Regions from separate parts of the Mus musculus genome. Here regions 1 and 3 are each linked to region 2. A link is a loop called in an ENCODE intact Hi-C map of the cell type or tissue named here. Cell type or tissue: heart. All regions are shown on one strand.

Region 1 (8,000 bases), 200 kb before region 2:
CTTTTCCTGGGGAAAAAATGTGAACAGACAAACCCCTGATGACAGTTTAAAGAAACTATTCAACTCAAGTCTAGCTTCACAAACCACTGAGTGTATTGGGGTTCCTTGCAGGAGTAAAGGTGATAGAAACATGGGTGTTATAAAGCCTGCTGTATCTCCCCAAATCCTACATGAACGTAAGTGATGTCTCACAGAAGCTACCTTCTTTGTTCGCTTCTCTTAACTTGCACTCTGCCTGGAAGTTTGGAGAGGGTTCTTTCTATAGCAGTTGTTACCGTTTATACAACCATAAGGCGAGAGCATGTGTATCTCTTAAGTTTCAGGAACTTCCTGAGACTTGTGAGTTTAGATAACTTCTAGAGCCTCATAAGTATCCTTTCCTTCCTGAGTTTCAGTGAGCTTCCCTCCCAGATGAAATGTCCCAATCCCTAGAAAATAGTTATGCAATACCACTTTAGTCTTTCTATATATCTTCTGAGCTGATCAATGGCTTCCTCTCCAGGCAACTGTGAGGCAAGAACAAGGTCATGCAATCAAAACTTATTCCTAAGCACAAATCATGAAACAAGTAGCTGTGATTGTGGACTGTTTTGGTAACCAAGGCTGAGGAGTCCTAACTGTTAATAATCGCACTGAATGGGACTACACATAAGAGGGATTAGTCTGCTTAGGATTCTTCAACTTAGCATCATGACTCTTTCCTGATACACTTGAACCGATAAGCAATCACTGAAAACACTCCAAAGTGTTTCCTAACAACAGATTTCTTGCAACCAAGAAAATGATAGCTCTCAGATATTCAAGTACATCTATTCATGAAGAATATTATCCACTAAGTGTCCATGAAAAAATAAGAGGACTGTGCTTAAATGATTTTTTTTTAAAAAAAGGGTTATTTTCAGTTATTCTAAAAACCATAGATGAATCTCACAGACTTAATGTTGAAGGAAAGAAGATAAAGACAGAGTGTATGCTATGCGATTTTGTTTACATAAAGCATCGATACAGGGAAAGGAAATCAATGCTGATAGGAATTAGCATAGTGCTTAGCCTCTTAATAGGATAATGACTAGAATACAGGGCGAAAGTGGTTCTCTGATGAGCCATACATACTGTTATTTTGCTTGACCTGGTTTTTTTATTATTAATAAGCACATATTTTGTAAAAATCTATATAGGCATTATAGTTATGAATACTTTGTGTATATCTCAATAGAGAGTGTTATGTGAGTGTTTCAAGTTCACCCACTACAAGAAGACAAATCTGGAGCTGGTGAGATGGCTTAGTGGGTAAAGCATTTGCTACGAGAGTATGAGGACCTGAGTTCAAATCCACAGACTATACAAAACATCAGTGAAGTGGAAGTTTTTGGTTGTGTCGTGTGATGCAGATGCACGTGGTGTTTTGCTGAGGCGAGACCCGTGGGAGGACGCGTGATTCTGGAGAGAGTGTAAATAGGACAGTGTGCTTGCCTAGCTAGCTGTGCAATGTTCTGGGTCTTGTGTCTTTTCTGATCTTGGCTTTGTTGAGAGAAGCATGGCAGAGAACTTCTCCTGGCATCCTAGTTGGTTCTGGTCATCCTGTGATGATGACATCAGCAGAGGCCTGGCTTTTTCAGCTAGATTGTGCCACCACTGCTGATTCGTGATTGGTATCCTGACACTACTGAACTGGACTTCTGGCATCCTGACAAACAGATTGCAATTGCCCCCAAAGAACTACTCCTAAACAGGTCCATATCCCCTTGTTCTATTTACCATCTTTTCTCCCCTACCTTTGGACTGTGGGCTAGAAGCAGGGTTGTAGCATTTGAGAACCCTTATTAAAAGTATGTTTTGAAAAAATCTAAGTCTACAAGTCAGGTGTAGTATATCACACATCTGTAGTTCCAGGACTCTTTTGGAGAGATGGGAGACCAAAAAAAGGAGAATCCCTAAAACCTCATGGGCCATCTAGCTTGACATATGCAGCAGAGAGCAATAAGAGACCCGGTTTGAAACAATATAGAAGTTAAGTACCAAAACCTGAAATTGTCCTCTGGCTTTCACCTGTGTGCTGTGGTGTACACACATCTGTACGTACACAGAGATTTTTTTAAAAAAGAAAACCAATCTTTGCCTATGGTCAGCATCCAAAGTGTATGCCAAGGCTCTACAAATGATAGTGATATCTACTTCTGTGAGGAAACATTATGACTAAGGCAGCTCTTTTAAGGAAAGCATTTCATTGTGGCTGGCTTATAGTCCTCATGGCAGAAAGCATGGCAGCAAACAGGCAGACACGGTGCTGGAGAGGTAGGCAGCAGGCAGCAGAAGGAGTGTGAAACACTGGGTCTGGCTTGAGCATCTGAGACCTCAACAGAGGTCCCCCCCCCCGAGGGGCACACTTCCTCCAACAAGGCCATGCCTCTTAATAGTGCCACTCCTATGGGCCTATGGGGGGCCATTTTCATTCAAACCATCATAGATGGTCACACTTTTATTTATCATTTTGTTTTTATGGATACCCTTTGTCTAACAACTAATAGAGCACAACCCTTATATTGATGAAAGCTATTATTAAAAAGTCAATGTAAACATCAAATTATTTAGCAGCAAGCTTCCACTGTAGTGGAGATCATGGTCAGCACCAAACACAACCTTGGAACAGGTTTTTTTGAGTCAAGGCTATTAATGGATATTTTCTTGGTATCCCTCCAGTGCTCAATCTGCTATGACAGATACTTAAAGAAATACTGAATATCTTTAAAATGTGTTCTTACTATCTAGCTTATACCACTGGGTTAGCCCAGTGACAGAGCGACCCATGTGATAGGTCTAAACAAAACATAAAATGTAGAAGATGCTGGACCTGGCTTGGGGTAATAGTTTTACTTTGAGTACATTGAGATAGATAGTCAGGCTGAAAAGAGAGGAGCTATAGTTTAGGTTGTATTCAAAGGCATAGTCATATTGTTTGAACTAAGCACAAAGCCTCAAGGAAAATATGTAAGAACTCAGGGAGATGAACTTCAAAATCAGGTCAAAGGGAGAGAAAAAAGTGGGTATAGTGGAGGGTATAGTAAACATTCTGTCTCTGTGAACGTGATGGCTCGTTTAAAACAGTATCCGTAAAGCATTCTCAGAGATAAAAGACTTGTCTTAAGGTTTCAGAGTTTCTATCCATCGTGACAGAAGCACGGTGGAACAGCTCCAGTTGTGGCAGTGGGATCCTGAGACGGAGGCAGTTCACACCACAATCAACCAGGAAGCAGAGAAAGCGGACACAAACTAGGGGGCAGGCAGGTATACCTTGGAATGCCTTCCCTTGATAGTTAGTCCATTGCCTCTGGCTAAGCTCTACAGCCTCTCAAAACAGCGCCGTCACTGTGAGAGAAGTCCCTCATAAGCTTGTGTATTTGAACACTTGGTCTCTAGTTGGTGGAGCTCTTTGAGGAGGTTATAAAACCTTCAGAAGGTGGAGACCTTACTGAAAGAAGTAAGGGTGAAAGGGGTCACTTGGAAGGTCTAGAGCCTGGCTCAACTTTCTGTCCTATCCTTCCACTTCCTGTTTGCGGATGAAATGTGATCACATTCCTTCCTGATCTGCCTGCCATGCCTTCCCTACCATAAGCTAAAATAAACTCTTTCTTCCTTAAGTTACTTTCCCCATCCTGGTATTTTAACCATAACAGAATAGTAACTAATACTGCCACCTACTGGAGAACAAGGGTTCAGCACATGGACCTATGGGAGGTTTTTCACATTTAAGCTGTAGCAGAGAGCCATGTGAAAATAAACAGTGAAGAATGGACAGTTTCTGAAAAGAGAGGTACGAGTTTATTCCTAATTGATGTTTTCCGTACAGGGAGATAAATTACAATAAAACAAATGGGAGAGACCACATTATCTAGATGGACATGAAAAGCTAAAATTATCTTTCTCCTGGAGTTATTTTATTCTATTCTTCTAAAATAAGTGTCAATCATCAAGTAATTAGGAGTCACTGGGCTTTTATGGAATATGGAGAATTCTCAGTGAGCATACAATCAAAAAGCATTCTGGGAAACAACATGTTCAGGTGGCGGGTACTGACTGAGCTACTGAGTTTAGGAACAGTGTCAAAAATGCTGTGGAACTTGAACTTGTCCATAAACTTGGAGACAATCATGACCCCACCTAGCCAGGCCCAACATCACCCATAAATACACCTGAGATATAGCTAGGATCTCATACTGATACTATCTTTGTCATGTAGATCGCCCCAAAACACTTGAATGGACTTTCAAAGTTCATCCATGAATCTTTGCAAGATGGTGTCTCTTGAGTGAGATATGTAAGGGCAATATCTACTAGAAAGACCAGTATCTAGCATGAGAAAGATGTCTCCGAGGCTGCATCAAGGATGGGCTGAGTTCAAGTCCCTACAACCCGCATTAAAGTGTCAGACATGCCTTCAACCCCAGGGCAGAGACAAGAGGATCCCCAGAGCTCCCTGGACAGCTAAGTTAGCAGAATCAGCCAGGCTCAGGTTCAGTGAAATACCCTGTGTCAGGAAGATCCAGTGGAGCAAAATAGAGGAAGGAACCCAAATGCTCTCCTCTGGCCTCCACACGCATGTGCACAGGCCCCCACAGGCAGGTACACACATCACACACAAGCACACAACATACTGCACACATACACACACAATTCAAATTTTAAATCAGTAATTGATATCAGACTAGAATGATCTTCTCAGAATGCATACCACGCAAGAGTTACATTAGACCCTTATATGGGACATCTACAACCTCCACCCCAAGACTCAGAGAACATCACAGGAAAGGTGACAGAAAGAATGTAAGGGCTTTCTGGATATGACATCACCATTGAACTGACTGTAGCTCTGGCTACCTGTACAAGATCAAGCCAACAGGGAAGCCAATACATATCAGGCAGCTTTTGTTGGACACAGTAGGTTTCAACAACAATAACAACACCTCAAAAAGAGAGGATATGGAAATAGAAGTGGGACATTTTATACACACACACACACAGAGACATATGTATATACATGTAGTGTATACATATGTGTGCATGCATATAAATATAAATATTCCCATATATTTACACATATATTACAATATATAAATGTGTATGTATATATTTATGAATGACAGCCTTCTAGGATATCAGAGCATAAAATTATTTATATAGATATCTTCTTTTTCCACCCCAAATCCTTAGAGGGGTCTTATTTTTCTTAGATTTATCTATCTCACACAATATGCTTGCCTAGAGATTTGGCTTACTGGGTTTCCTTTGCAGGAGAGAGGGGAGAGAGAGATAGGTTGGATGAGAGGCCTGGAGGTAGTGTGATCCTATTAGGAATCATAATTGCACAGCATCATGGTCTAAAATCTACGATCTGAGTCTCCTTCTCAGAACAGAGTATGATGCCAGACACCAGCATTCTGGGTATCACTACTTGTGGGAAGTCACATGTGCCGTTGCAGGGTGGCGCTGGCTACCGCTGGCCACCACGCATACATAGGCAGTAAAGTTTTGGGTTTTTTTGCCAAGATGAGGTTTTGAGAATTAACCAATCAGATGAGAGACAAGTTAACCAATCAGATGAGAGACAAGTTAACCAATCAGATGAGAGACAAGTTAACCAATCAGATGTAGGCATGCAAATGAGGTGGTAAGCATAACCCATGCATAACCAATCCGGATGTGAGACACGCCTCTCCTAGGCCTATATAAGCAACACCAGTTCTGGGCTTGGGGTCTCTTCACCTCTGCAATCAAGCTCTCCCAATAAACGTGTGCAGAAGGATCCTGTTGAAGCGTCGTTCTTGCTGGTGAGCCAGGGCGCGCGCAAGAACTACTGGAGGGGATGCTTGTCCAGTGATCTGCCCTTGGCATCTAAGGGTGTGCTCAAAACAATCCCAGGACACGGGCATGTATACCCAGTTGTCAACTTGCCACACACTTTTTCAATTAAAGAAAAATTCTGTTGATCAGTTCTTAACCATGAACTTTGTAGATGGCACTGTTCTGTTTCCATATCAAAAGGTTGGACCTGCCTGATACAAAAAATTTGGTTATAGGCATCCACACTTTGCTAGGGAGGGGCAGGCCTTTGTCCATATGCCCTCCAAGGACATAAGTCAGGAAAGCTTCCCTGCTGGGGATGTAGCTCGGTTGGCAGAGCTCTTGCCTAGCATTCGTGAAGTCTGTAGTTCAAGTCTACGGCTCCTCTGATGATGGAGATAATATTCTGTAGTCCTATGACTTCCTATAGCATAAGCATCAGTCTGTCTGGAAAAACAATCAGGGCCTGAATAAAGCATAGGCTGGGCTTCCCATCGCAGCTAACCTAATCTCTAAAACCCATCTCAAAGATTTGTCTCCAGGGTGATTCTATTTCTTGTACAATTGGCAGTCAATAGAAACTATCATAAGAAGGCCACCCCTTGTTGGTTTGCCACCCAAACATAATGCTTTCAAGCTATCACCTTCCACCACTTGTCTCCATAGGCTCATGGACACAAAACGCATTCAGTCCAACTTCACTTAACCAACACAGTCGTTATCCCAGGGAAACAGTAAGAACCGAAATACAGGGAAGTAACACATCGCAAGTCCTCATCACAGACCACTGTGAATGTAGCTCCCCTTTCAAACATTCAGATCTAAAGTCTCATAGAGTGGGCTCCAGATACGGGAACCAAAGCAACCAGTGACGGACAGAAAGCGAGTTTGGGGTGACAGCGTCAGGTTATAGTACATCAGGACTCTGTCTTCTTCCACTCTTGTCTTATTTATGTCGTAGTGACCAAGTCTCCTAATAGATCTGACCACACACAAGATGAAGGCATTGGTCCTGCGGAAACTGCAGATGTACCACTTAACAGTGGGCGGTAAAGATAGTCAGCTGTCCCCGCTCCCAAGAAGTGTGGTCAAGCACAGGAAATGCTGCCAGTGAAGACCCAGGTCACAGTGCCAGGATGTGAAAAAGTGAACAGGGGGTTCCATTATGAGAGTTTTACTTTTTTCACTTAAATAAAAATTCTGTTGTTCAGTTCTTAAACATGGGCTTTGTAGATTATACTATTCTGTTGCAGTGTCTAAAGACTGGACATGCCTGATAGATACATAAAATCTGGTTATAGGGGTCTGCTGTATAAATCTCCCCCAAGCATACCTACATGGAAACAAACACGTTAGAGGTTGCCTTGGTTTCAGAGGTAAGATTATGTCAACAGAGATTGAGGAAAGGCTGTTCATCCGATGTCTTACCTGGGACTAGGACTCTCGTGGGCAGCTCATCTGAAGTCCACACACAAAGGGCTACTCTGAGAGCTGGGATGGAAGCTGGCTCAGCCTACAAAGTGCTTGTCTCATAGCATGAGGGACTTGCTTCTGAGACCCAAATAAAATGTCTGGGCAAAGTGGAAGGCATTTGTAATCCAGTACTGAGGACGAGGGTCTCTGAGACTCACTGACCAGCCAGCCAGCTACACTGAACCAGTGCAAGAGTCTGTCTCAAAAACAAACAAATAAACAAACAAATAATATCTGAGAAATGACAGCTGAATTAGAATTTGACCATTGGCCTCTACATGCATACTCATTGTATACACACACACACACACTTACATATACATGAACACACATATAAAATTGTGTGTGTGTGTGTGTGTGTGTGTGTGTGTGTGTGTGTGTGTGTGTGTGAAAGAAAGAGGAAAAAAGGAACAGAGTAAGAAAGGAAAACAGAGGAAAAAGGAAAGGAACGAGAGAAAGGAAGGAAAGGAGAGAAGGGGAGTGTACTTGCATGAGGGTAATACGGTGACTCCAGAAATAATACCATGTTCAGGAAGAGATAGAGAATGGATAAAAACTGAAAGAAAGTCAGGAGGGACAAAGATAAAATCGAGAAGGTAAGGGGATGTGGCCCATCCTCGGCAGGACACGGGATACGGTAGGAGAGAGCCCAGGAGCTATTTGCATAGTGGCATGGTGTTCACAGTGGT
Region 2 (8,000 bases):
TTACAACCACCTCTACCTCCAGCTCCAGAGCAGGGAACCCAATGTCACAGGGAGCTCAAGAGCCCAGAGTCGAAGGTCATCATGAAGGCTGGCATCCAGCCTCAGGCTGGTAAAGCCCAGGGACCACATGGGGGAACACAATGACACTTGTGAATAGAAATATCACTGTCCTAGTCTGCTTTCTACTGCTGTGATGAAACACCATGACCAAAGGCAACCTGGGGTGGGGGTGGGGGGTGGGGGGAGGTTTCTTTCATCATAAGACTCTCGGATCACACTCCATCACTGAAGGAACTGGAGGCAGGAACTGAAGCAGAAGCCATGGACGAGTGCTGCTTACTGGCTTGCTCCCCATGGATTGCTCAGCCTACTTTGTACCACCCAGGACCTCTTGCACAGAGGGGGCACCACTCATGGTAGGATGAGCTATCCCACATCGATTATTAATTAAGGAGATGCCCCCATAGACTTTCCTACAAGCAATCTGATGGATGCATTTTGTCAATGGAAGTCCCTCTTCCTAGATGACTGTTGTTTGTGTCAATATGACAAAAGTCTAACCAGGACAAGTCATCATGAAACTAATGCTAACTAATCGTAGTTAACTGGAAACAGGAGTAGAGGACTATGAGAACCTGGAGAGCTGAGTTCAAATCCCCAATACCTACATCAAAATCAAGATAATGGCTGCAAATGCTTGTAACCCAACAGTGAGGTGAAGACAGGTTCACTGGCCACCCCACCTACCTAAAATGATGTACTTCTGTTTCAGTGGCAAATCCTGCCTCAAGGTAGTGAGCAATAGAGGAAGACACACAAAGTCTTGCTCTGGTCTCAACGTGAACACCACACAGTAATGTGTATATGCACCACACACATACGTACACGCACATGCACACACAAATATGAGGGGACTGGAAAGGTCTCTGGTTAAGATCACTTGTTGCTCTTCCAGAGGACTCAGGTTCAATTCCCAGGACCCACAGGGTTGCTCACAACTGCCTGTTACTCCACTTTGAGAGACTCCAATGCCCTCTTCTGGCTCCTTCAGATACCAGGTACACAAGTGGTGCACAGACCTACATACAGACGAAATGACCTTACACACTTTGTGTGGTGTGTGTATGTGTGTGTGTGTGTGTGTGTGTGTGTGTGTGTGTGTGTGTTGGAGACAGAGGTGGGACACTAGGTTTCTACTCCATCACTCTCCAAGTTATTCCCTTGAGACAGAGCCTCTTGTTGAACCTGAAGCTAGGCTGGCAGCCAACAAGTCCCAATGATTTTTCTGTCTCCACAACTGAACCTAACCCCATTATGCTGGTATTGCAAGCACATATGTGGCTATACCTACCTTTCTACATAGGTGCTGAGCGTTAGAACTCAGATCTTCATGTTTGCACAACAAATGGAGCCACCTCTCCAGCTCCTGTTTTATATTTATATTGCATTTAGTCATTCAGCTGTGTGTTTGTGTGCATATGTGTGCTATAAGGTAGGGAGCACGTGTTCAAACACATAAACCATTAAGGGACAATTTTCACATTCAAAGCACAATGAGGAAACTGAGGGTAGCAAGTAGAGGCTACCCTGGGCTTCATGGGAGCTTGAGAAGAACGAAGGTATCAGCAGTCATCCCATCTTATTCTTGAAAAGGATGCTTCTACTCTACAGGTCAGCAACTCTAGCACCTGTCTTCTCTCCCAGCTCTTGTGTATAGCTGTGTAGAAAATAGGTCAAACACCATGTTAGGAACTAGGCATGCAGCTTCAGAGCTGGGGGACCTATCATAGTTGACTTAATTTGGCTAAGCCTCAATTTTCTCCAGCTGTAAAACTTGGAGCACAAATCAAGTAGTCTCCAAGGTCCTTCTTAACTAGGTGTCTTTGTTACTATGAGTTTCTAGACACTGGCCTTAATTATTGTTCATTTTACTTTAGCCACGAATCATATCCTGTCCTTTTCCCCTGCTATAATGACATTTCCTCAGAGTAGGAACTGCTTTCACTTTCTTTCCTTCCAGGAAGGAGCAAGTGAGGCTCATAGAACTCAGGAAGTAAACAACACACAAGTCTCAATAATAAGTTCCTGAAGCTAACAAGATAACATGGCCCCTCCTAAAGCTGTTAGGGGAGGGTCTATGAGGGCTACCACTTTGTCTCACTTCTGCTCCATTCTCTCTACTTTCTGAGCTGCAGATGTGAGAGTAGCTTCCTAAACCAATGTGTTTACCTCAGGTACTTATCACTGCAGTATTGCAGTGTCCAAGTCTGTGTTCCTTTCTTCTAATGTATGAATAGAACAACATGTCTGAGGGGTATGGTTCAATGGTAAGGCACTTAACCTAAAATTCACTTATGGCCATCTGGGAATGTGGTTAAGTGGCAGAACTCCTAACTAGAATCCCGCAGTGAGGGGCTGGGGGCGTGGCTTAGCAACAGAACTCTTATCTAACATGTACAAGGTCCTAGGTTCCATCCCCAGCACTAGAACAAAAAAAGAAAAAGAAAGTAAGAAAAATGATGTAAAGGGACATAGATAGGTGTGCCCTCTTTAGAAAATGCTGTCAGCCTTAATTGTGTTTTCTTTAAAGACCCTTTAAGGAGTTGGCCCATAATGGCTGCCATATTGCCTGGGTGACCTGAACTGAGATCCTAACATAACCCCATCTAGCTGGAAGACAGAATGAGCCACTAAATCCTTTTAATTCAAAGGAGGATGTGATAGAGATAAATTGCTAAAGAAGGATGAATATGGATCCGAGGGAATTGAGAAGCACAGATTTGACAGATGTATGGAGATGTGATGTGGGGAAGGAGTTTTGGCTAGCTCTTGGTACTGCAATGGATGCCGTCGAGAGGGTCAGCACTGAAAGACACCAAGGCAGACATTTGAAATTCCCTGTCTGGGCTTATGCCTGTTGTTGAGACATGTCATTATGTAGGCCATGGTGGCCTAGAATGGTGAACATCCTCCTGCCTCCGCTTCCCAACCTACAGGGATTATAAGGCATGTAGCACCACAAACAGGGAGTCCTGTTGTTTGTCATTATTATTATTGTTTTCTTTTCATGTGTATGTGGGGTGTGCATGCATGTTCATATATATGTGTAAGCTTGTGTGTGTGTGTGTGTGTGTGTGTGTGTGTGTGTGTGGCCCAAGACTGATATGTGAAATATTCCCCAATCCTTTCTCTTATTCTTCTTGAGGCCTAATCTCTCAGCTAAACCCAGAGCTCACTGATAGAGCTGGTTTCCTCTCTAGCCAGTTTGCTCCCTGGCTCCTCCATCTCTAAATTCAGAGGCTGGGTTTACAGGCAAGCCGCCACACCCACCTGCCACACCCACCTGTCATTCCATGGGTCCTTAGGATCCAACCTCTGGTCCTCCAGCTTGCACGACAAGCATTGTAACCACTGTGCCATCACCCCAACCCCCATCACTAATTTTTTTTTTTAATTTGTAAAATGTACTTAGTTATCTATGAGTCAGGGTCTCAGAAACTCCAGACTGGCCTTGAACTGCGGGAGTAGTGGAGGATGACCTTGAACTTCTGAACCTCCTACTGCCACCTCCCAAGTGCTCTGTTTGTGCTGTGCTGGAGATGAAACCTAGGGCTTCCAGCGTAGTCAACAAACCCTGTACCAAATAAGCAAGATCCTTAATGCCATTGTTTCCTGAGGTAGGGCATGGGGGGAGGGGAGGGTGCTGACTCTCAGGACCGAAACTCATTGACAGAGCACTTACCTAACACACAGGAGGTCCTGGGTTCAATTCTCAACAAAGGGAAAGGTTCAATTTCCTCACCACCACCACCCCCAAATCCAAAATTTATTTATCTATCTAATCAATTAGGCATTGGTTCAACAACTATTTCTAAGGCATCTGACACTTGTCGGGTATTCTGAAAAACCAACACAAACGAAGAAGAAATGTTCCTGGCCTTCACGGGTAGAGGAGCCACGATTTAAATTAGTGGCCCAAAGTGGTTACTAAAAAGAAACTGCAGGGCAATCTCACACAGTCAGCACGGGGCTCCCAGCTGCATTCATCTCTAGAAAACCACCCCCCAACGGAGTGCCAGAGTGGCTCCAAACCCCACCCCTGGGCTAACTGAGCCCCTGGCTGTCCCTAAGAAAGGGCACCCTGCAGTTTGCTTTCTCCTGCCTCCGCTTGCCCCTTGCTCCTCTGGCCTGGCCTCCGGGAGTTAAGATCCCCCCCCTGCCTCCAGCTCCTGCTTCCCTACCACTCAGGGGTTAATGCTTTTGAAAGCTCCCTGCAGGGTTCGGAGTGCAGCTGTTGCTGCCATTTGGACATTTTCTTTCTCCAAAAGCCTCAGCTGCCTTTTGGAAACAACCACAGTGCCATCTACTGGTCAAAGCTGCGTATTGTACCGCGATGCCTTAAGCTTTCTGAAGGCTATCTGGAGGCAGTTGTTGGCTGCCTGAGGTGTGACCTCACTACCTACATGTGCAGTAGGAGTTGTGGAGCGAGGTCCTAATTCCCACGTGGGATTTCTAGGATCCCTGAGCAGGTAATCAAGAACCTGGACTCTGAGAGGAAAAAGGAATGAACTGCTTGGGGCCTAGGATGTGAGGCCTCACCCTCTGATAAGGATCCAAAGGGCTGACATGAAAGATCCTGCCTGGGCTGCGGTGGATCTCTAGGCCGAAGTGGAGGTCTAGACTGGGTGGAGCACTAGGCTGGGGGTGGGGCTCTAGGCTAAGGGCGGAGTTCTGGAATGGGTGGGAGGAGCTCTCTGAATTGGGAGTGGAGCACAAGGCTGGGGGTTTAGCTCTGGGATTGGGTGGAGCTCTGAGGTAGAGGTGGAGCTCTGGGATTGGGTGGAGCTCTGGGATTGGGTGGAGCTCTGGGATTGGGTTTAGCTCTGGGATTGGGTGGAGCTCTGGGATTGGGTGGAGCTCTGAGGTAGAGGTTGAACTCTGGATGGGTGGAGCTCTGGACAGAGGTGGAACTCTGAATAAAGGGTGGAGCACTGGGCTGCAAATGGAGCTCTGAGTGGGAGCTCTGAACTGGGGGTAGAGCACTAGGCTGGAGGTGGGCTCTGAACTGGGGGTGGAGCTCTGTGCTGGGCTTGTGACTTTGGGCTGAGATGGAGCTTAGTGGGTTAGAGTCTTTGACTCAAAGGCCTGTGAGCCCATCCTCACACTGCAAAATTGAAAGAAAGAAAGAAAGAAAGAAAGAAAGAAAGAAAGAAAGAAAGAAAGAAAGAAAGGAAGGAAGGAAGGAAGGAAGGAAGGAAGGAAGAAAGAAAGAAAGAAAGAAAGAAAGAAAGAAAGAAAGAAAGAAAGAGAGAGAGAAAGAGAGAAAGAAAGAAGAAAGAAAGAAGGGAGGGAGGGAGGGAGGGAGGGAAGGAGAGAGAGAAAGAAAGAAAGAAAGAAAGAAAGAAAGAAAGAAAGAGAAAAGAAAAGAAAAAAGAAAAGAAAAGAAAAAGGAAAAGAAAAGAAAGAGAGAGAAATGAGCCAAGCAGACAGGGGGTCAAGCCACAGGATCACGCGGAGACACAATTTAAGTGGTCCTGACAAAAAAAAAAAGGTGAGGGTGAGACCAGGTGGCAGCTCTTCAGATGGTGATCTGTGGCCATGGCGCTGACATCCTGACTGTGGTGCGCTGAGCAAAAGGAGCTACTAAGAAGGCCTCTGAGACTCTCAGACAGAGGCACCACAAGGTTCAACCTCTTACTAAAGGAATGAGGACCGCTGCAGAAAGAGCAGGTTTAGAGATGAAGAGTTAGAAAGTTAGTTGAGTTGAGGTGTTGAGGTGTTAAACTGCAATAGAGGAGCTAGGGAGACAACAACAAAAGAAGAAGAAGAAGAAAGAAAATTGGGCTTTAGGAATGCGCATGCTTGAGAGGTAGGGATGGATGCAACCCCAGGGCCCATTGACCAGCCAGCCAAGCCTACTTGGAGGTTTCCAAGCCAATAAGAGACCTGTCTCAAAAAACAAGGTAGATTAGCACCTGAGTTTGGCCTCTGGCCTCCACATGCACAGAGGCACACTTGTGAGCATGTGCATACATGCATGTACACACACACACACAAATCTGCAACCACTGGCACCTTAACTCTTCTGTGCCTATGGGATTAGACCACCACCACCCCATTCAGACCTAGACAAGGAATACACAGGTCCAAAACTTCTCAGAGAGAGGATTGCAACAGCTGAGTGAACCAGCTACCCCTGCAAGGGCTACAGTTCTAATGGGGATGCTGTGAGACCTCAGCAGACTCAAGGGTAGCAGGAGAGGAAGCTGGGAGAGTGTTTGCATGACTCTTCCTGAGGAGAAGTGCAGGGGAGGAGCTGATGGGAGCAGGGATGGCCTAAGGAAAACTACATCACCAGTGTAGCTACAACACCCAGCAATGCTAGGACTACAGTAGTAATACTAGAGGCTGAGGGAATTTGGGACTATAGCTGGACAGAAGGACTAAGTTCTGGGGTTCAAGGCCTCAGAGACACGACTGTAATAAGCCATGATGGACTTTAAAAAGAGCAAGAAGATAGGAGTTCAAAGGCTCCGGTAATACAGACCAGGAAGTGAGGCATGATGGTGCACACTTATAATCCCAGTCCTTGAGGGGCTGTGGCAGGAGCATCAGGAGTTCAAGGCCAGCCTGAGCTACATGGCAAGTATGAGGCCAACCTGGGCTATATGAGATCCTGGGGGATGGGGGGTGGGGAAAGGGCAGAATAGCAAATTTTCAAAAGAGGGAGATGGAAGAGTGAAGGAAAGAGAAGAAAGAGACAGTAAAAGAAAGGGAGGGGGCTAGGTGCATTGGAAGCCTGGGACAGAAGGACCGTGAGTTTGAGGCTAGCCTGTGCTTCACAGGGAGACCCTGTCTCATAACCAAGGGGACTGTTGGGGTGGCTCAGTGAGCAAAGCACTCACCCGCCATAAAACCATGAGAACTGGAGTTTGGACCCCCCAGCTCCCTTGTGAATATCAGATGGGTGTAGCATATTCTCGGTGCAGAAGAGGTGGAGATAGGATGCCTGGGGCAAAGTGGCTAACTAAACTAGCTAAATCTGTGAGCTTTAGATCCAAGTGGGAAAGCTTGCCTTAATAGACCAAGTGGAGTACAATTGAGAAAAACCTAATGTCAACCTCGGGCACATGTGCACATGTGCACACACACACACACACACACACATACATACATGGGTGGGAGCAGTAAGGAGAGAGACAGAGAAAGAGGGAGGGGAGAAAGCTGGGTGTATGAGTTCAAATAAAACACTATACTCTGCTAATAAATCCAATCCTTACATGCTAATCAAAGAAAATAAAGTAACACAAAAATCTTTCCACTTACGCTCTGCCTGTCTGGAAGCCGACTGTCTGCATATTTTTTTGATTTTTCTCTGGATCTCCTCCTCCTCTCCGGGCTACCACTAATAAATCACAGCATTCAGTGCCGTTTTGAATAGATGGAAAGATCACAGCGCGACGGCGGCACGGCAGAGCTCGGCATTTGTTTGATGGAGGTAGCACCCCCCCCCCCAACAAGATGCATTTCTGTTCCTGCGGCCATGATTAAAAACAGAAATCGAGCTGCATAATGATGGAATCAAATGATAGCGGATGCATTTCGAGAATTCTAAAAACAGAAATAATAAGCTGATGGTATAGCTTAGTAGTAGAGTGCCTGCCTAGAATCCCCCAGTGAGGGGCTGGGGACACAGTTCAGTGGCAGAGCCCCTGCCTAGAATCCCCCAGGGAGGGGATGGGAATGTGGTACTGTGGGTAGAGCCCTGGCCTAGAATCCCTCAATGAGGGGCTGGAGGCATGGCTCAGCTATAGACCTCCTATCTAGAATCCCCCTACAAGAGACTAAAATTATGGCTCAGTTGAAGAGCACATGCCTAGAATCCCCCAGTAAGGTGTTATGGGCATGGTAAATTGGTGGAGCATTTGACCTAACTCAGTCTTTAGAAACTTAATCCACTCCCTTGAGAAAGACCCATTCATGAGAGCAACACGCTCATG
Region 3 (8,000 bases), 1.8 Mb before region 2:
TCTGCAGGTAGAAAGCATTGTTATTTGGTAAAGAAAGCTTGAAATTGTGTTCAGGAGCAAGAAGCTTGATAAGTAATGAGCTTCCTTTTCTCTTTCACCACATACCTTCCAGGACCCAATCTAATTGAGTCCATGAACATCTTCAAGCTATGAGATTGCAGGAACTGTGGTGTCATTTAAAGTGATACTGAACAGCAAGGCTCAGCAAGTATATATGCCTCCTACCAAGCCTGATGGCCGGAGTTCCATTGCTGAGATCCACATGCTAGGAGGAGAGAGTCGACTCCAGCAAATTGTTCTTTGACAACTGATTTCCCCAGGTTATACTCGGATCCCTGTACATGTTCTTTGACATGTGTGAACCTACCCCACCAACACACATGCATACCACACGCTCACACACACTCATAGGCATGCATGTGTGTGCACTCGCGCACACACATACACAGGAAAAAATGAAAAGACTGTGATAAAGCTGTCGATTTTGTGTGGATATATGCCATGAGCACAATGCCTACAGAGTCAAGACGGGAGCATGAACTGGGGTAGAGCTGCAACTGTAGGCTGTAATCTGTCTGATGTAGGTATTGGGAAGTAAGTGCGGGTTCTTCAGGGCAGAAATCTCTTTAATTACTGAATTACTTCTCTAATACAGATACATTTTATTTTGTAATGAACTGACCAGAAATGCCATAGGTAAACAAATTTACAAACAGATAAAAAAATTAAAGACCTCTGGGTACTGATGAAGTATAAATATAAGAGATACAGCACATCAGACAGGAAAAGCAGGCTGGCTACCCACAGTGTGCCGAAGTTGAAAGTACAGATGCAAGGTTTTAGACAGCGAGCTATGGTAGCTTCTTTCTATAAAGTTTAAGCTGTTGATTCCACTTAAGAAATATGCACTAAAGACTTCAGCACTGCATGAAAGGAGACATCCACGTCAAGATCTTTCCAAAAGGCTCTGAACAAGGACAGGACAACAATGTCTAACCTGTAGTCCTGTGGGCTGCTTCAACAATGGTGAATATACAGAACCAATTGCCCCACAATTCACATGGCATGAACTCAGATAGGGAAATGGATGTTTGAGCTACACACAATCAATGCATTCTCAATAAACAGTATCTGATCTCTAATATGAGCCTTGTCTGTATCAACATTGATACAGGCTAGCAAAAACAAATGATAATTTCATAACTTTAATGATGAAATAGAACTAAGGTTATTGAGAATAAAATTATTATCCTACAAACCTACATCTCAAGTCTGAACTCTGGGTTAAAATAACTATACTTGAATATATTCATCAATATCTACATTATATTGTGGTATTCTACTAAGTACATCAAGGTAGCACAGGGTGGCCTGGAATGTATTACACAACTAAAAACAGCCTTGAACTTCTAACCTCCGTATTCCAAGTGTTAGGAATACCACTTTACATCCCCATACACAGTGTACAATGTCTTAAAAGTCAAAGTTAGATTTCATGTATGTAAACTTGCCCTTACCAACTGACTCACACCTCAAGTGCAAGATACTCTAAACTCGTGTTCACCAGACTGATGGAGTCATGATGTAGCTACAAAGCCATGTGTGCTTCTTCAACAGGTACTTTCTTGTATCTCAGATGAAAACTACATACCCATTTTCCTTAACTTTGATTTATTTCTTCTTGCACCTTTTAAATTTACAAGTGTTGGCTAAATTCTATTGACAGACACCCACATATCTAAATCTTTTCCTATCCACTTTATTTTCTCTACTAAACCAGCCTCTTACTAAGAGCTTGATAGGAAAAAAATAATGCACCACTCACCCCCCCTCTCTCTCCCTCCCTCCCTACCTCTCTGTGTGTGTGCATGTGTGTGTGTTTGTGTGTGTGTGTCCATTCCTTCCCCAGACAACTGCCAGAATGATTTTTAAACACACATAGCACACAGAGAGAGGGGGAGGGAGAGGGGGAGGGGCAGGGGGAGGGAGAGGGGGGAGGGGAGGGGAGAGGGAGGGGGAGGGGAGGGGGGAGGGAGAGGGAGAGGAAGAGGGAGAGGGAGAGGGAGAGGGAGACCCATACTCACTCACTCTTACACAGACTTCAAGAAGCCCCCATCTGTTTTTCAATACCATAATGAAGCCTCTTTGCCAGCACCCTTCAGAAGCAAGCTCTCACCATAGTTCACCCCACTCATTTCCAGCCACTTGTCTTCTTTCATCCCAACCCGCTGCAACACAACAAAACTGTCATTCCTCCTAGGCAAAGATTAACATTCAGAGCAAACCCCCCAACATTCATCTGTGGAGAGTCTCTTTTTGTGGTGCTTCCAGAGTCCATGATACACAGCTATCAAAGTTCTGATTCTGTAGCAGGAGACCTTCCCGGAGATTCTCAGGATGTATTTAAGCAACAGCTGTTATTGAAAGATCAGGAAGTCAAGTTCAGGGACTGCATTTATTTGAACAAACAACTACACATTGCTTTCAGATACAGCCAAGATTCTGAAGGTAGCTCAGATCGTGATGGAGGGTAATAGACCACAGGTAAATACACAGGAACGTCCTTTCAGGACACTGGCAAGCACAGCTGGGTAGAAGCCAACTCCTGCAAAGTGGCTGCATTTGTCTTGCTAAGGGTCAGCCATGACAGCATCTGTCAAGACGAGCTTGAACAGAGGAACTCAGAACCCAGCCTAGCAGTAACAGGATACATCGGTATCTGGTTGGAGCACAAACAAGGTAGACTTTCTTCCTCTGGCACAGGGCAGGCACAGGGCCAAGCACACACAGTGCTCTCTGTTTTTGCAAGTCTAATGCGGTCTGCTGAGGGGAGGGGTGAGAGATCACCAGTTCATAATGACTCTCATTATGTCTGCTGCGTTCTGAGCCAAGATTAGACACTAGACAATCCTCTGTCCAGTGTCAAGGGCTTTCAACTGCCCTTTCAACAGGATAATTCCACTTCAAACTAATTTAGGTTTCTTATAACCCAGGCTACCAAAACTGATACACTTCACTGTCTCGGCCTGGAAAAAGAGGTTAATGTCTGCTCCAAGAGAAATACAGACTCGGGTTTGGAGTCTGTGTCGGCTCTACATGAGCGATAACAAACACAACACCCTAAAATCTCCCACCATCTGCTGAGCTGTCAGCCTCCCTGCAGGAACTCAATTTCTAAAGATTACAGTCCTTTTAGTATAGAGCCAGAGGAACACTCCAGAAGAACTTTAGAAAAGATATTAGCATTCCCACTAACATCAACAAGGCTGTGTGAGGTTCACTTCAGGACAGAAACAGTAATTCACCTTCGTCTTCTAGACACAGAAAAGCTTTGGTGACCAAACAGAAACCTGAAGCCTGGAGTGGGCTCATGCTCATGTCTCCAGCACCAATTCCAAAGGCTAACGCAGGACTGTGGAGAGTTAACAGCATTGTAGATGGGAGTGGCAGGCCAGCTAAGCATACACAACAAAACTTTAAAACAAAACAAAACAAAACATACTTAAAAACTTAAAACAAACAAACAATAACAACAACCCACTCAGTTTGGGGTTTTCAGTTTACGTGAATACATAAAGACAATAAAGGCAAGGTATTAATTCAGGTGATTCAAAAATCCAGGAAAAGAATTAAAAGAAAAAGAAAAACCAAGCCAAAGACACTCAGCTACTAAATGAAAAGGTCATGTTTGAAGGCTCCAAGGCTCACTTTATGTCTACAAATATGCTAAACCCACAAAAGTTTATATAAACACTGAAATTTTCCGTGTAATAAAGGTAATCTTCTATACCTACCAATGTACTCACTCCTCCCTCTAAAGCACACAGGCTTTGATGTGGTAATTTATTCTTCACATACCAGCTATCTGTGCCTACCCAAGCCATTACGTCAACAACTATGCATAATATTCTAGAGAAGTACTACTATATAAAATTTTGCATTTAAAGTACAAAAATTTTAAATAACCTTTAGACTGAACCAAAATGCATAAATAACCCAAAGGAACTTGGAAACCTATGTTCACTTGGTGAGTACACAGCCTGTTAACACTAACAGCACCCCTAGCGCCATGCTCAAATATTCCCACTCTGTCCAAAGTTCCTATGCTCATCCAAAAATAAGCACAAGTCAAACAAGGTGACCGCTGCTTTAAAAACTTACATTTTAGAATTTGGTATAATTTTCCTTTAATGGACACTGTAGATTCGGGGACTTACGGGGGAAATAAAACATCTCAAGAGAACACTGAAAAGCAATAATCTGAAGCCATTATCACAGCCTAGGAAGGCTCGACTTACATTTTCTAATTCTAATTCCCTCACTCTGAAGCACAAGAGACTGCAGTCTGTACAGCGGGCAACCCAAGCCCCTGCTACATGGTTGACGGAGAAGCCACTCGCAAGGCACACAAAGTGTTAAATCACACAGTCAAGCTGTAATCCTTGACCAGTGACCCAGGAGGCTTCAGCCTGGGACCTTTCAGGTGTCACTGCTCAGTGTCTTCATACAACTACACTGCAACACTGCTCCTGAAACTTCCTCCTTAGCAAATGTCACCTTTTACCTCTTCAGCCTCTCTTCAGCCCATCCTCACCATTTTTCCTCTACCTGAATCCTCCCTAGATACAACTTTAGTCTCCAATAAGCCTTGCCAAAACAAAAGTAAGGCGTTCCTTAATCTGCGCTTCCCGTCTACACTTGCACACCAGCTGCAAATGCTCCTTCAAACAAGCAGGCAGCTCAGCTAGCTGGGTTTTTTCAGTAACAAAGGACAGCCCCGCACTTTTCCATTTGAGGCTGCAGAGGGAGCCAGAACCATGCAATGCGAAAGAAAGCAAGTCAGCAGTGTTTGGAGGACTGGGAGAATCCAAGGCTAGTGAAAAATATGAACACAGGAATACCGCAGACATCAACTCCAAAATGAAGGTTTTTTTTTTTCAATAAAAATAAAAAATAAAATAAAGCTCTCAAATTAGTAGGTCTTCTCATAAGACTTCCTTTTGAGGTATATTTTAGGAAGGAATTTCTAAAAGTATTTTAAATTTTTATTTGTGTATGTTCATATGTGTTTGTGTGTACATGTGCACACGCAAGTGCAGGTAGATGGGGCAGCCAGAAGAGGGTGTTAGATCTTCTGGGGACAGAGTTACTAGTGGTTTTGAGTTACCCAACATGGATGCTGGCAACCCAATTCAGGACCTTGACAAGAGCAATTGCTATTACCCACAGAGCTATCTCTCCAGCCCCTGCAGTATTTTTAATCAGAGTATATTAGAAGCTGACCTGACCTTGCCCCATAACACACAGCATCAGATCAGAAGGCAGAGAAAGAGGAGCAGAAGGCAGGGTCAGAGGCAGAGCCACATGTTTTAAGAAGTAAGATTGCCAATACAAAAGACAGAAAGCCCTGACTGATCCCAGTCTGTGATGTTGTGACAGGTCATGAAAGGAGTCTCAGGAGACTGTCACCTCCAACACTACCTTGTGACAGTGAGATGCCACAGCAGACACAGCAGAATGGAGAAGACAGCTGTTCTAATCAGTGGCAAGACAACAGTTAACTTGTAATTCCAAGTGATAAAGAGAGCTTATTCTGACAGCTCTTTCCTAACAAACCAAAGACACATAATAACAAGCTACGATGATATCAGTGTGGTTTATACTGTAATGGAGAGACAAGTGAGATTTTGTATAATGTGAAGGTTTTAGGCAAAGCCTGAACAATATATACTGTCAAACACTCTAAAACTAAATGTGAACTGGTCACCCCATGATACATCTTGAACAAGGAAAACAACAACAGAGAATCTGGAAGAAATTTTAGAATACAGAAAAAATATGAAAGTAGGTTAAAAGTGCAAATTCAAACAGCATAAAGACATGAGGCTCAACCTAGAGAAACACATCCTTCCAAAGAGACGATTTTCTTTAAAATACGTAAGCAGGGCTAGGAATGTGGGTCCACTATAGAACATGCACTTAGAACACCTCCATCCTGCCTTTATAGAAGATGGTGTGTAGCTTAGTAAACACTTGCCTAGGATCCCCCAGTGATGGACTGGGGGTGTGGTTATGTGGTGGCACACATTTCCCAACAATTAATAAAATAACAGGATGAAGTAATATTCAAAACAGAATGAAATAACAGAAATGACCCAGAAGTTACAAAGACATCATTCATAAACAAGAACATTAAAATATTTACTATAAGATCCATTTGGATGTTTAAAAGACAAAGATGTTTATTATTTAAACAACACAACCTGTTTTTAACCTCTAAAACTACTTAACACACATAGGAGAAAACGAGATCAGTAAGCATGAGGCTAAGCCAAAGAACTATCCAAAAGGACACACACACACTCTCCATCTCTCTATCACTTACACACACACTAACACACACACACACACACACACACACACACACTTAAATACAAGATGACAAATAGTTTGATATCTCAGAACTAGAATTCCATTGAAGGTAAAATAAAGATGAATTCTCTCTTTAAAAAAACGTCAAAGACAGACTAGAGAGATGGCTAAGTGGTTAAGAGCTCTTGCACCCCTTCTAATAGATTCCAGTTCAATTCCAGTACCCCGATTGGGTGGCTCACAACAGCTTGTAATGAAAGTTCTGGGGTATCTAACCTCATCTTCTTCTGAAGGCACCTACACCCATGCACATATACACTCATGTACACACGCGTACCCATAATCATGTACACACACATACACTCACAAAATAAAATAAATCTTTGAGGAAATAATGACCCAAAATTTATCAACATAAAAATTATGCCCCCATAGAATAAAATAACTCAACAAATACAAACTAGAAGAAACATGTATAAAACTATACTAAAACTCACTGCAGTCAAGTGCTCTAAATGCAGGGATTAAAAACTCTGAGTGGCAGAGAAAATCCTTGCTATGGTTAAGAAGAATTTAGGTGGCATCAAATGTCTTGTGGGAAATAACTGAGAGAAGACAGCATATCAGCACATTTAAAGTGCATGCACGAATGCATGTGCAAACACAGACAAATACAGAGAGAGAGAGAGAGAGAGCCTATTTATCAACAGAAAACAACCTCTGCACCTGAGTGTCCTTAGATCATATATATCGTTTGCCATATACTAGACTATCTCAACAAGAAATACTAGAAGGAAGTCCTTTGGTTAACAGGAATAGCTCCACTGTCAGTCCGACTTAATCAAACGAAAGACACAGTAACTAACCATTTGGCTTGTTTGGTCTAATCAATATTTCCTGATTGAAAATCGCTTTAAAAAATTTACTGGTAAAATATAAACAACAGAAACAAATTGCTGTCTGTTTAACATATATAAATGTACACTATGAAATGTACACTATAAAAGTTAGGATGGAAGAAATGCAAGCCAAGAACAGAATGGAATGCTAAGTTTATCATTCATACACCATATATGAAGTCATGTATCACTTGAAAAGCTCTTACAAGCTAAAGATACAACACACACACACACACACACACACACACACACGGAAAGCTATCATCAATATAAAACCAGTGCCAGCCCGGCAGACTTGAAATTGACCTTCTCAATGGACAGCACTCCTATGAAAAGACAGAGGGAAGGGGCTGGAAATCTGCCACATTCGTGTGTCTTTCAAATGCTCACAACCCGAGCTCAAACCATCAGGACCAAACACACTTTTCTAGCCTCCGAAGGCACCTGCCCTATTCCCACGTGCTTCCCCAGCCATGCACATAGCAACACGCACATTGTTTTTTAAAATGACCAAAAAATCTATTTAAAAGGTAGGAATAGTAAGTAAAATAGGGCTTTATGGACACACATTTTTTTAAAACTATATTTCAGACTACAGCCAGGGATAAAGACATCTATTTAATAATAATAACACACATTCATCAATCGACACAACATAACAATCTTTAATGTTTATGTGCCTAACAACAGAGACATCAGATAAAGAGAAGGATTAAAACTAAATTACAG

The links. Hi-C counts contacts between places; a loop is a spot of excess contacts. Peaks named below come from ENCODE experiments on the same cell type or tissue, not always from the same donor. Only the 100,000 strongest peaks of a DNase experiment are listed, where the experiment ranks them.
Region 1: a loop joins it to region 2, with 2.1 times the contacts of the local background. A loop is called at or near these places in 14 of 42 quality-filtered maps.
Region 3: it touches region 2 in a loop (4-fold over the local background); 10 of 42 quality-filtered maps call a loop at or near these places.

The regions. Positions count from the first base shown.
Region 1 is chr5:133,798,543-133,806,542 of GRCm38, forward strand. No RefSeq gene overlaps it. Among named protein-coding and RNA genes, the nearest start is that of Gm36667, 200 kb to the left of the region's middle. In heart, a CTCF peak has its summit at 3,706 (motif pointing left); no DNase peak of the experiment used is centred here; H3K27me3 peaks cover 290 bases.
Region 2 is chr5:134,002,591-134,010,590 of GRCm38, forward strand. No RefSeq gene overlaps it. Among named protein-coding and RNA genes, the nearest start is that of Gm40340, 44 kb to the right of the region's middle. In heart, a CTCF peak has its summit at 4,371 (motif pointing left); a DNase peak (open chromatin) is centred at 4,311; H3K4me3 peaks cover 593 bases; H3K27ac peaks cover 391 bases; H3K27me3 peaks cover 1,409 bases.
Region 3 is chr5:132,227,055-132,235,054 of GRCm38, forward strand. All of the region lies in intron 2 of Auts2 (autism susceptibility candidate 2), which reads right to left. Among named protein-coding and RNA genes, the nearest start is that of Auts2, 310 kb to the right of the region's middle. RefSeq lists an enhancer at 2,098-3,306. In heart, a CTCF peak has its summit at 4,805; DNase peaks (open chromatin) are centred at 2,747 and 4,797; H3K4me3 peaks cover 656 bases; H3K27me3 peaks cover 569 bases.